Linked DNA regions of Homo sapiens: region 2 is linked to region 1. Evidence: read pairs that join two places in POLR2A ChIA-PET (ENCODE). Cell type or tissue: HCT116. All regions are shown on one strand. Each heading gives the region's core, and the rest is flanking DNA. Links, peaks and the distances in the headings are about the cores only. Region 1 overlaps TRIM65 (tripartite motif containing 65). Region 2 overlaps TEN1 (TEN1 subunit of CST complex).

Region 1 (7,096 bases), core at 1,814-6,813:
CCATCACAGCCTCCCAAAGTGTTGGGATTACAGGTGTGAGCCACCTCGCCCCACTTGAGTTCCTTTTTTTTTTTTTTTTGAGACAGAGTCTTGCTCTGTGACCCAGGCGGGAGTGCAGTGGTGCAATCTTGGCTCACTGCAACCTCTGCCTCCCGGGTTAAAGCGATTCTTCTGCCTCAGCCTCAGCTGGGACTATAGGTGCCCACCACACCCAGCTAATTTTTGTATTTTTAGTAGAGACGGGGTTTCACCATATTGGCCAGGTTGGTCTCGAACTCCTGACCTCGTGATCCACCTGCCTCGGCCTCCCAAAGTGCTGGGATTACAGGCGTGAGCCACTGTGTCCAGCCCCAGGTTCCCTTTTTTAACTCAAGACATTGCTAAGCCTTGTGTAACTTTTTAATTTTTAAATATTTATTTATTTAGTTAAAGAAAGGGTCTTGTTCTGTCACCCAGGCTGGTGAGATCACAGCTCACTACAGCCTTAACATCCTGGGCTCCAGCAATCCTCCCAGTTCAGCCTCCCAAGTAGCTGGGACCACAGGTGTGCACCACCATGGCCAACTAATTTTTGTATTTTTGGTAGAGAGGTGTGTTACCACATTTCCTAGGGAGGTTTGCAGCCTCCCGAAGTGCTGCGATTGCAGGCGGGAGCCACCGCGCCCAGCCAGCTTGTTTGTGCTCATGTTTCTGGAGACTGCAGATGCTTGATTACTTCTCCTTTGTGTTGAATTCCCCGTTTCCTGGATCCCAGACCTCCCTTTTCCCTTCACTGATTTACTTCTTCATTTTTGAAAAGTCTGCCCTCTGGGTGCTTCCTGAGGATGGAGGCTGACGTGTCTGCAAGTGTCTCTGTTCGGGCTTCATCCCTGACTGACAGTTTGGCTGGGCATGGAATCCTAGGATGGAAATCCAGTCCCCCAGGATCTCAAGGGCTGGCTCCATTGTCTTCTACCTTCCAGCTTGATGCTACTCAAAGCCTCAGTTCCAGGCAGCGTCCTGCTCCTATCCTGCCTGGAAAGGCACATCCCCTTGTTCTCTTTACCCTTCACCTCTGATATGGTTTGGCTGTGTCCCCACCCAAATCTTATCTTGAATCCCAGCTCCCATGATCCCCACGTGTCGTGGGAGGGACTTGGTGGGAGGTAATTGAATCATGGGGGCTGGTTTTTCCCATGCTGTTCTCATGGTAATGAATAAGTCTCACGAGATCTGATGGTTTCATAAAGGGCAGTTCGCCTGCACACGCTTTCCTTGCCTGCCTGCCACCATATGAGACATGCCTTTGCTCCTCCTTCGCTTTCTACCATGATTGTGAGGCCTCCCCAGGCATGTGAAACTGTGAGTCCATTAAACCTCTTTCCTGGCTAGGCGCGGTGGCTCACACCTGTAATCCCAGCACTTTGGGAGGCCGAGGCGGGCGGATCACGAGGTCAGGAGATCGAGACCATCCTGGCTAACGTGGTGAAACCCCGTCTCTACTAAAAATACAAAAAACTAGCCGGGCGTGGTGGCGGGCACCTGTAGTCCCAGCTACTCAGGAGGCTGAGGCAGGAGAATGGCGTGAACCCAGGAGGTGGAGCTTGCAGTGAGCCGAGATTGTGCCACTGAACTCTAGCCTGGGTGACAGAGCGAGACTCCGTTTCAAAAAAAAAAAAAAAAAAAAACCAAAAACGTCTTTCCTTTATAAATTGCCCAGTCTCAGGTATGTCTTTATTAGCGCACAAAAACAGACTAATACACCTCTCTGGCCTCCAATCCAACTCCCTCCAATCCAGCTGGCCTGTGAGGTCCCTGTCTTTCACAACCTCTCCTGCCCTTGTTCTGTCTCTGGGTGACCATCCACCTGATTGTGCACAACTGAAGCCCAGAATCTGTAAGGGGGTCTGGTGGGTAGGCCAGACATGCTGGAAACACCCACAAGCTAATCAAACACGTCCCCTTTCCAAATGTCACATCCCAACTCTGTGCTGCCTTTTCCCTCGATACCAGCGTGCGTTTTCCTGGAGAGACGGTGGAGAGTTCTATCAGAATCAGTTCGGCTGGCTGGGCATGGATCACTTGAAGCTAGGAGTTCAGGACCAGCCTGGGCAACACAGTGAGAACCCCATTCTTGACAAGAAATTTAAAAATTAGCTGGGCGAGGTGGTATGCGACTGTAGTTCCAGCTACTCAGGAGGCTGAGGCAGGAGGAGGAAGGATCACTTGAGCCCGGGAGGCAGAGGTTGCATCCTGCCCTTGCACTCCAGCCAGGGTGACAGAGTGAGGCCCCATCTCTTAAAAAAAAAAAAAAAAAAAAGAAGAGAAAAAGCAAAAAGAAAAAAAAAGCAATGGCTCACACCTGCAATCCCAGGTGTGGATCCCTTTGGGAGGCTGAGGCAGGCAGATGACATGGGTCAGGAGTTTGAGACCAGCCTGGCCAAACTGGTGAAACCATGACTCTACTAAAAATACAAAAATTAGCTGGGTGTGGTGGTGGGCGCCTATAATCCAAGCTACTCGGGAGGCTGAGGCAGGAGAATCACTTGAATGTGGAAGGCAGGGGTTGCACTGAGCTGAGATTGCTCCACTGCACTCCAGCCTGGGCAACAGAGTGCAACCCTGTCTCAAAAACAAAACAAATTAGCTGGGCATGGTGGCGGGTGCCTGTAGTCCTAGCTACTCTGGGGGCTGAGACAGGAGAATGGCATGAACCCAGGAGGCAGAGGTTGCAGTGAGCCAAGACTGTACCACCGCACTCTAGCCTGGGTGACAGAGTGAGACTCCGTCTCAAAAAAAAAAAAAAAAAAGAAAAAAAGATAAAGGGTGGGAGTCTCTGAGCCTATGTTGACTTGGGAGGCTGTCCATTAGGAAGAAAAGAGGGGGGCCGGACATGGCGACTCACGCCTGTAATCCCAGCACTTTGGGAGGCCCAGGCGGGTGGATCACGAGGTCAAGAGTTTGAGACCAATCTGACCAACATGGTGAAACCCCATCTCTACTAAAAATACAAAAATTACGCCGGGCGTGGTGGCTCACGCCTGTAATCCCAGCACTTTGAGAGGCCAAGGTGGGTGGATCACAAGGTCAGGAGATCGAGATCATCCTGGCTAACACGGTGAAACCCTGTCTCTACTAAAAAATACAAAAAGTTAGCTGGGCGTGGTGGCAGGTGCCTGTAGTCCCAGCTACTTGGGAGGCTGAGGCAGGAGAATGGTGTGAACCCAGGAGGCAGAGCTTGCAGTGAGCCGAGATTGAGCCACTGCACTCCAGCCTGGGCAACAGAGTGAGACTCTGTCTCAAAAAATATATAAATAAATAAATAAATAAATAAATAAATAAATAAATATTAGTCGGGTGTGGTGGTGTGCGCTTATAATCCCAGCTACTCGGGAGGCTGAGGCAGGAAGATCGCTTGAACCCGGGAGGCGGAGCTTGCAGTGAGCTGAGATCACGCTATTGTACTCCAGCCTGGGCGACAGAGCAAGACTCTGTCTCAAAAAAAAAAAAGAAAGAAAGAAAAAGGGGTTATTATTAATAATATAGAACACGCTCGCAGAATATAGAAAGAACCACCACCCAATAGGAAGATGAATTTCACATAATAAATGACCCCAAACACCTCCCACCTCAGAAGCAGAAAGGGGCCAACTCTTCCTCTCTCTGCCCCTTTCAGAGCGCGGCTCAGCCCGTTGGGTGCTTCTGCTGCAGCCTTGGATTAGGAGGGACTATGAGGTGGGGACAGCAATGACAGCCATCTGGCCAGGCCAATACATCCTGCCTGGCTGGGCTTTCAGCTCCCACCATTGCCCCTAGCTGGTCAGCAAGGTCCTGCCCGCCTCCTGGCTGTGGGGCTGCACATGTCAGATTCCCTTCCCATGTCTGGGGAGCTCCCACCTGAGGATCTTGCTGGAAAGTCCTTGCCTGGGCTGTGCCAATCCAAGGCCCTGCCCTGCTCTTGAACAAACAGCCACAGGCTAGGAGCAGGGCCACAAGATGGAGGCTGCAATGACGGCAGTGATCGGGGTGGGGTCGTCGTGGGAGGTTTTTTTTTTTTACAAATATAAAAACATTATATATATTGGGGGTATGTATATTACACGTATTATCCTTTTAAAAAGTTTTATTGTGAAATATTTATCCATGAGTACATATAACATAGATGTCCAGTTTTTCAAGTTACAAAAAGCAGACAGCCCTCCCTTTTTTTTTTTTTTTTTGAGACAGAGTCTCGCTCTGTCACCCAGGCTGTAGTCCAGTGGTGCAATCTCAGCTCACTGCAACCTCACCTCCTGGGTTCAAGCGATTCTTCTGCCTCAGCCTCCCCAGTAGCTGGGATTACAGGCGCACACCACCATGCCCGGCTAATTTTTGTATTTTTAGTAGAGACGGGGTTTTGCCTTGTTGGCCAGGCTGGTCTCGAACTCCTGACCTTGTGATCCGCCTGCCTCGGCCTCCCAAAGTGCTGGGATTACAAGCGTGAGCCACTGCGCCTGGCCAAAAGCAGACACCCTTGGAACCACCTCCCAGAACAAGAAGTGGAACATTTCAAGTAAAAAAAATTACACCTGCCCTATGACCCAGCAACCCCACTTCCGGAAATACAAGCAAAATCATGCCCAGGGGTCTTCGTGGCAGCTTGCTCTGCAATGGCAAACACCACACCAAACCAGGAGGAGCTAGCCTGTGCCGACACCTGCACACACGGCTGCCCCAAAGTCCCACACCCAGGGGTGGGATGCTGGAGATGAAGGTCCTGCCAGTGTCACGTGCTGCTTAGTGACAGGGTTGAGGGGCCTTAGTCGGCTTGACTCAAGGTGGCCTCACTGTGGCCTTTTGTATAAAAAAATCTTCAAGTGCTCATTGTTCCCTGAGTGACTCACTTGAGGTAACAGCCTACATACATGACCATAAATGTGGCCAAACATCCCACTCAGAAATATTCATCATAAGCCAGGCGTGGTGGCATACACCTGTAATCCCAGCTACTCAGGAGGCTGAGGTAGGAGAATCCCATGAGCCCATGACCGCACCCCTGCACACCAGCCTGGGTGACAGATGGAGATCCTGTCTCAAAAAAAACACATCAATGTTTGTATAGCTAAAAAGAAAGAAATTTAAATGTCCAATAATGGATAAATAAACTTGATAGTCATTAGAATGACTACAGCAATCAGTGAAAATTTTCAATCATGTGAAAAATGCTTATGTTAAGTCAGGAAACTTCAGAAAACACTGTAATCTGAGCTACTCTGGAGGCTGAGGTGGGAGGATCCTTTGAGCTCAGGAGCTCGAGGCTGCAGTGAGCCATGATTGTGCCACTGTACTCCAGCCTGAGTGACAGAGCAAGACCATCTCCTAAAAACACAAAAATGTTTAAATGCAGAAAACAAAATTGTTTGTAGAATACAATTATAAGGATGCACAAAATAAAAAGACTACAAGACAGGACGGACGTCTCTCCAAATGTTACAAAAAATTAAAGAGAGCTGCAGGCGGGGAGGAGGGAGGAATCTGTCTCCCCCTGGGACTACTCTGGCTCACCGCCCCTCCCTGACTGCTCCTTTGGCCCTTATCATCTCCAGAGGCAAGTTCAGGTAGATCTGAATTTTGTCACACACGCTGTCCTGTAAGCCCAGAAGTCCCCTGGGCACTGCTCTCGCCTCCCAGGCCCAGACAGTACCTAGAACTGGGTTCTCTCTGGGGCAAGGGCATCCCATTTATCCCCCTCCTAGACTGTGTCCCCTTCAAAAAGGCTGCAACAGTGAACTCTGCGTTTATGCTCACCTCCCCCAACCTCCCATCTCTTTCTGAGTTAACAGAGAGGCCAACAGCTGGTCCTCCAGTCCCCAAGCTGAAGCTGGGCAGCTCTTGGGCACATAGGCATGGTGGCAGCTATGCCAGGGCTCCATCCCATGCCTTCTTCAGCTGAGCACCTCTTCCTGGGGCCCCAGAGGGAACACAGCCCCTGGCTGATGGCACAGGGTCAGGGTCCTACCCTCGAGGAGCCAGAAGACGGGGGTGAGGGGCTGGTTGAAGAGGGCATGGAAGGTGTACAGGGGCTGGGTCTGGGGCTCCAGGCTGTAGAAGGTGAGGCAGCCTGAGGCCAGGTCCAAATCCATGCCCAGGAGCCGCCCTGACACCCCTGGGAGGCGCTGGGCTTCCCCGTTGTGCCAGGCCTGGAGGCTGTCCTCCTGGACGCAGAGCCCCCAGGAGCAGGGTCCCCGGCCAATGTTGTCTGTGTGGGGCCCCAGCCTGCACCGTGGCAGTTGCGGGTAGGAGACGCCCAGTGTCACCGAGTGGTCTGACGCGCGCACCTCCCAGTAGTGGTGCCCGGCCTGGAAGCTCTGGGCACATTGCACCTGCCAGAGCTCAAAGCTGCCGGGCCCGCCTGGGCCCCGGGACTGACGACAGTGCTTCACCTGCTGGTCCTGGCGCGACAGATAGAAGTGACGGTTGGCGCTGACTGGATCAAAGGTCAGATTGCGATAATCTGTTGGGGAAAGGAGGACAGCAGTGGGCTGGGGGAAGACAGCACAACCAGATCTCCATTTATCCGCTGCTAAACCTCCGCCAGGCACGCTGAGCACCGGCCGTCACCATAGCACTTAATCCTCGCCACGACCTCGCAGGCGGAATCCTCTATCAGCCCCGTTCACAGCTGAGAAAACTGGGGCTCTGAGAGCCATTAACTCAGTGTTAAGTGGAAGAATTACGGGTCTGTGCCCCAGACTCTGTCCTTCAACGCACACTGGCTGCGTCTGCTTCAGGGTGGATGTGCACGAGGTGTGCAGCGGGTGGGACCAGGCTCAGATGTCCCGGCAGGACAGTCAAAACAAGTGCCCCCCTCACTCACACGTGCATACGAACATGCACACACACACGTGCTCACAGCACACACAGGCACTTCCTTGCACACGCACACACAGGGGCACACATACACGAACGGCCTCCTTACTCTGCCAGAGTTTCCTCCTCAGTGGACAAACTGTGCTTGGGACCGGTGCCAGGGGACCTGGGGCCTCTAGGGGGCAAAGCAGTGTTAAGGGAATGGTTGGAGAGGTCACGATGTGTGGGCCCTGACCCGCCTCCACCCCCCCAGCGGGAGGGGCAGCTG
Region 2 (5,000 bases), core at 1-5,000, 100 kb after region 1:
TATATATACATATATATATTGAAAAAATTAATATTCATTGTAAAAAGTGTAGATAGTCCATAAAGGTGTAGAGAGGAAGGAAAAGTCACCCATAATCCCATTACCCAGACAACCACTGCTAACCTTTGGTGATTATCCTCGTGCTTTTCCATATGTATGTGTTTGTATATGTGGGTGGGTATGGAGACACCCAATATACGTATATACATATATACTCTGTCAGTTATTTATCAGTTATATATTGCTATGTAACATATTACCCATACACACAATTTTAGTTTTTCGTAGAGACAGGGTATCCCTATATTCTCAAGGCTGGTGTCTAACTCCTGGGCTCAAGCGATCCTCCTGACTCAGCCTCCCAAAGTGCTGGGATTACAGGCGTAAGCCACTGTGCCCAGCCTCCCCCAAATTTAAAATAATTATTGTCTCATAGTTACTGTGGGTCAGGAATTTGGGAGTGGTTTAACTGTTTGGATCTGGCTCAGGGTCGCTCATGGGAGTGGCATCCAGATGTTGGCCAGGGCTGCAGTTATCTGGAGGCTTGACTGGGGCCAGGACCTCTACTTCCAAGATGGCTTGTTCACGTTTGGCAAATTAGTGCTGGCTCTTGGCAAGATAACTCAGTTCCAGACAATGTGGATTTCTCTGTAGTTCTGTGTGAGGGTCCTCATAACACAGCAGTTTCTGCCAGAAGCAGTGACCAAGAGAAAGAGCAGGGTGAAAACCACAGTGTCTTTCATGACTTAGCTTCCAGAGTCAGTCTCAGTCATTTCTGCAGTATCCTACTGATTACACAGGTCAGCCTTACTCAGCATCGTAGGGGATGCACAAGGATGTAAATATCGGGGGTGAGAATCACAGGGGACCATCTTAGAGACACGTGTACATACATATAGAAGTATTTTAACCTAGGCCAGGTGCGGTGGCTCACGCCTGTAACCCCAGCACTTTGGGAGGCCGAGGCAGGCGGATCACCTGAGGTCAGGAGTTTGAGACTAGCCGGACCAAAATGGCGAAACCCTGTCTCTACTAAAAATACAAAAATTAGCCGGGCTTGGTGGTGGGTGCCTATAATCCCAGCTACTCAGGAGGCTGAGGCAGGAGAATCGCTTAAACCTAGGAGGTGGAGGTTGCAGTGAGCTGAGATTGCGCCACTGCACTCCAGCCTGGGGGACAGGGTGAGACTCCATCTCAAAAAAAAAAAAAAAAAAAAAAAGACTAGTATTTTAACCTAGCCTGGGTGCGGTGGTTCACGCCTGTAATGCCAACACTTTGGGAAGCCTAAGTGGGCAGATCACCTGAGGTCAGAAGTTCAAAACCAGCCTGGCCAACATGGTGAAACCCCGTCTCTATAAAAAATACAAAAATTAGCCAGGTGTGGTGGCAGGCGCCTGTAATCCCAGCTATTCGGGAGGCTGAGGCAGGAGAATTGCTTGAACCCGGGAGGCAGAGGTGGCAGTGAGCTGAGATCATGCCATTACACTCCAGCCTGGGTGACAAGAGTGAAATTCGGCCTCAAAAAAAAAAAAAAAAGAAGTATTTTAACCTAGTTAAGGGCTGGGTGTGGAGGCTTACACCTGTGATCCTAGCACTTTGGGAGGCTGAGGTGGGAGGATTGCTTGAGTCCAGGAGTTTGAGACAAGCCTGGGCAACATGGTGAAACCCTGTCTCTACAAAATATACAAAAAATTAGCCAGGCATGGCAGTGTGCGCCTGTAGCCCCAGCTACTGGGGAGGCTGAAGTGGGAGGATCACCTGAACCTGGGAGGTTTAGGCTGCAGTGAGCCGAGACTGCACCACTGTACTTTATCCTGGGTGACAGAGTGAGATCCTGCCTCAAAAAAAAAAAAAAAAAAAAAAAAAAGAAAAGAAGAAGAAAGCAATATTTTAACCTAGATGAGATCCTATTATATTACTGTATTGTAGCATTTATTTACTTAGCTGTGTATGGTAGACCTAGTGCCATCTCAGACATGTAGATCTATATCATCATTTTGAATGGTTCCATTTTGTTTCACTGTGGTGATATTGCATCATTTACTTAGCCAAGTCTTTTGTTTTTTTTTGAGACGGAGTCTAACTCTGTCACCAGGCTGGAGTGCAGTGGTGCAATCTCGGCTCACTGCAACCTCTGCCTGCCAGGTTCAAGCGATTCTCCTGCCTCAGCCTCCCGAGTAGCTGGTATTACAGGCAACTGCCATCACACCCGGCTAATTTTTTTTATTTTTTAGTAGAAACGGTGTTTCACCATCTTGGCCAGGCTGGTCTCGAACTCCTGACCTTGTAATCCACCCGCCTCGGCCCCCCAAAGTGCTGGGATTACAGGCGTGAGCCACCACGCCCGGCCTACTTAGCCAATTCTTTATTGATTTTCTTTTCTTTTTTTCTTTTTTTGAGACAGAGCCTTGCTCTGTTGCCCAGGCTGGAGTGCAGTGGCGCGATCTCAGCTCACTGCAAGTTCTGCCTCCCAGGTTCACGCCATTCTCCTGCCTCAGCCTCCCAAGTAGCTGGGACTACAGGCACCTGCCACCACGCCCGGCTAATTTTTTTTTTTGTTTTTTTTTTGTTTTTGTAGAGATGGGGTTTCACCGTGTTAGCCAGGATGGTCTCGATCTCCTGACCTCGTGATCTGCCTGCCTAGGCCTCCCAAAGTGCTGGGATTACAGATGTGAGCCACCGCACCTGGCCTTTTTTGTTTTTTTAAATTGAGATGGAGTCTTGCTCTGTCGCCAGGCTGGAGTGCAGTGGCGTGAGCTTGGCTCACTGCAACCTCCAACTCCCTGGTTCAAGCGATTCTCCTGTCTCAGCCTCCCAAGTAGGTGGGATTACAGGCGTGCCCCACCACACCCAGCTAATTTTTGTATTTTTTTAAGTAGAGATGGGATTTCACCATGTTGGCCAGGATGGTCTCCATCTCTTGACCTTGTGATCTGTCTGCCTCAGCCTACCAAAGTGCTGGGATTACAGGCGTGAGCCATCGTGCCTGGCTTTATTGATTTTCAATAAAGACATCAAGATAATTCAGTAGGGAAAGCATAGTCCTTTCAACAAGTGGAACTACTGGATATTGACACTGTGTCGCCCAGGCTGAAGTGCAAGTGACATGATCATGGCTCACAACAGCCTTGACCCCTCAGCCTCCCAAGTAGCTGAGACCACAGGCGTGCACCACTGTACCTGGCTAATTAAAAAAAAAAAAAAATTATAGAGACGGCATCTCGCTGTATTGCCCAGGCTGGTCTCTAACACCTGGGCTCAAGCAATCCTCTTGCCTCAGCCTCCCAAAGTGCTGGGATTACAGATGTGAGCCACCATGCCCAACCTAGATTTTTTTTTTTTTGAGACGGAGTCTTGCTCTGTTGCCCAGACTGGAGTGCAGTGGTACGATCTCGGCTCACTGCAGCCTCTGCCTCTTGGGCTCCAGTGATCCTCCCGTCTTGGCCTCCCAAGTATCTGGGACCACAGCTGCGTGCCACCATGCCTGGCTAATTTTTTTTATATTTTTAGTAGAGACAGGGTTTCAACATGTTGCCCAGGTTGGTCTCAAACTCTTGGACTCAAGTGATCCATCTGCCTTGGCCTCCCAAAGTGCTGGGATTACCAGCATGAGCCACCACGCCCAGCTAGATATTCTTATGGTAGGGGAAAACATCTTGATCTTTACTTCACAACATACAAAAAAAAATTTACACTGTGTCATAGATTACAAGCTAAGACTGAAATGTCTCAAGTAAACAGCAGAATATCTTTACAACTTTGAGTAGGCAAAGATTTCTTTTTTTTTTTTCTATTTATAGCATTTGTAGCCCATATTGAAAAAAAAAAGATGGCCAGGCACAGTGGCTCATGAGTGTAATCCCAGCACTTTGGGAGGCTGAGGCAGGTGGATCACGTGAGCCCAGGAGTTCGAGACCAGTGTGGACAACATAGCAAAACCCTGTCTGTACAAAAAATTAAAATATTAGCCACGTGTGATGGCAAGTACCTATAGTCCCAGCTACTCAGGAGGCTGAGATGGGAGGATTGCTTGAGCAGCCTGGAAGGTCAAGGCTGCAGCCTGGGATACAGAAAAAAAAAAAAAAGAAAGGAAGAAAAAGATTTCTTAGACAAGACATAGAAAGCAAAAGTCATAAAAGAAAAAAATGATCAGGTGTGGTGGCTCATGCCTGTAATCCCAGTACTTTGGGAGGCTGAGGTGGGTGGATCCCTTGAGGTCAGGAGTTGGAGACCAGCCTGGACAATATGGTAAAACCCCTTCTCTACTAAAAATACAAAAATTAGCCAGGCCTGGTGGCAGGCACCTGTAATCCCAGCTACTCGGGAGGCTGAGGCACAAGAATTGCTTGAACCCAGGAGGCGGAGGTTGCAGTGAGCCGAGATTGCTCCATTGCACTCCAGCCTGGGCAACAAAGCGAGACTCCATCTCAAAAAAAAAAAAAAAAAAAGAAAAAAGAAAAAGAAAAAAATGAATAAACTGATCATCAACAAAATTAAAAGCTTCTGCTTATCAAAATATGCCATTAAGAAAATTGAAGGCAAGGAGATGAAAATTAAAAGGAATTCCTTCATATTCTACAGTGTAGACTGAAACATTTTTTTCTGGTTTGTTGCTGCAATTTGCATTTCTGTGATGAGACTGAGGCTGAACACTTTTCTATAGATTTCTTGGCCATGCAAACCTTTTGAGCGTGGTGGTGATTCTACGTATGGATGGAAATTATTGCATTTCTTCTGCCTTCCAGGTTGTGCCTCTATGACATGATTCAGTCCAGAGTAACACTGATGGCTCAGCACGGATCCGATCAGCACCAGGTTCTTGTCTGTACCAAGTTGGTGGAGCCCTTCCACGCCCAGGTGGGCTCCCTGTACATCGTCCTCGGGGAGCTCCAGCATCAGCAGGGTGAGCTGCAGCCTCAGATCCCCTTTCTCATCCTGGGGCCTGAGCTGGGGCAGTCTTCGGGGCAGTCAGTGAGAAATGGGCTCGTGACCCAACAGCA

What was found. Peaks named below come from ENCODE experiments on the same cell type or tissue, not always from the same donor. Only the 100,000 strongest peaks of a DNase experiment are listed, where the experiment ranks them.
Region 2: POLR2A ChIA-PET joins it to region 1 with 5 read pairs; 14 of 35 experiments call an interaction of 5 or more read pairs at or near these places.

The regions. Positions count from the first base shown.
Region 1 is chr17:75,884,876-75,891,971 of GRCh38, forward strand. TRIM65 (tripartite motif containing 65) reads right to left here. Exons shown (of 6, transcript NM_173547.4): 5 at 6,938-7,003; 6 at 4,088-6,472. The coding sequence ends at 5,904. Among named protein-coding and RNA genes, the nearest start is that of TRIM65, 8.5 kb to the right of the region's middle. In HCT116, for the core only: no CTCF peak of the experiment used is centred there; a DNase peak (open chromatin) is centred at 4,826.
Region 2 is chr17:75,986,721-75,991,720 of GRCh38, forward strand. It overlaps TEN1 (TEN1 subunit of CST complex), which reads left to right. Exons shown (of 4, transcript NM_001113324.3): 3 at 4,746-4,903. TEN1-CDK3 (TEN1-CDK3 readthrough (NMD candidate)) reads left to right here. Exons shown (of 10, transcript NR_037709.1): 3 at 4,746-4,903. Among named protein-coding and RNA genes, the nearest start is that of TEN1, 10 kb to the left of the region's middle. In HCT116, for the core only: no CTCF peak of the experiment used is centred there; no DNase peak of the experiment used is centred there.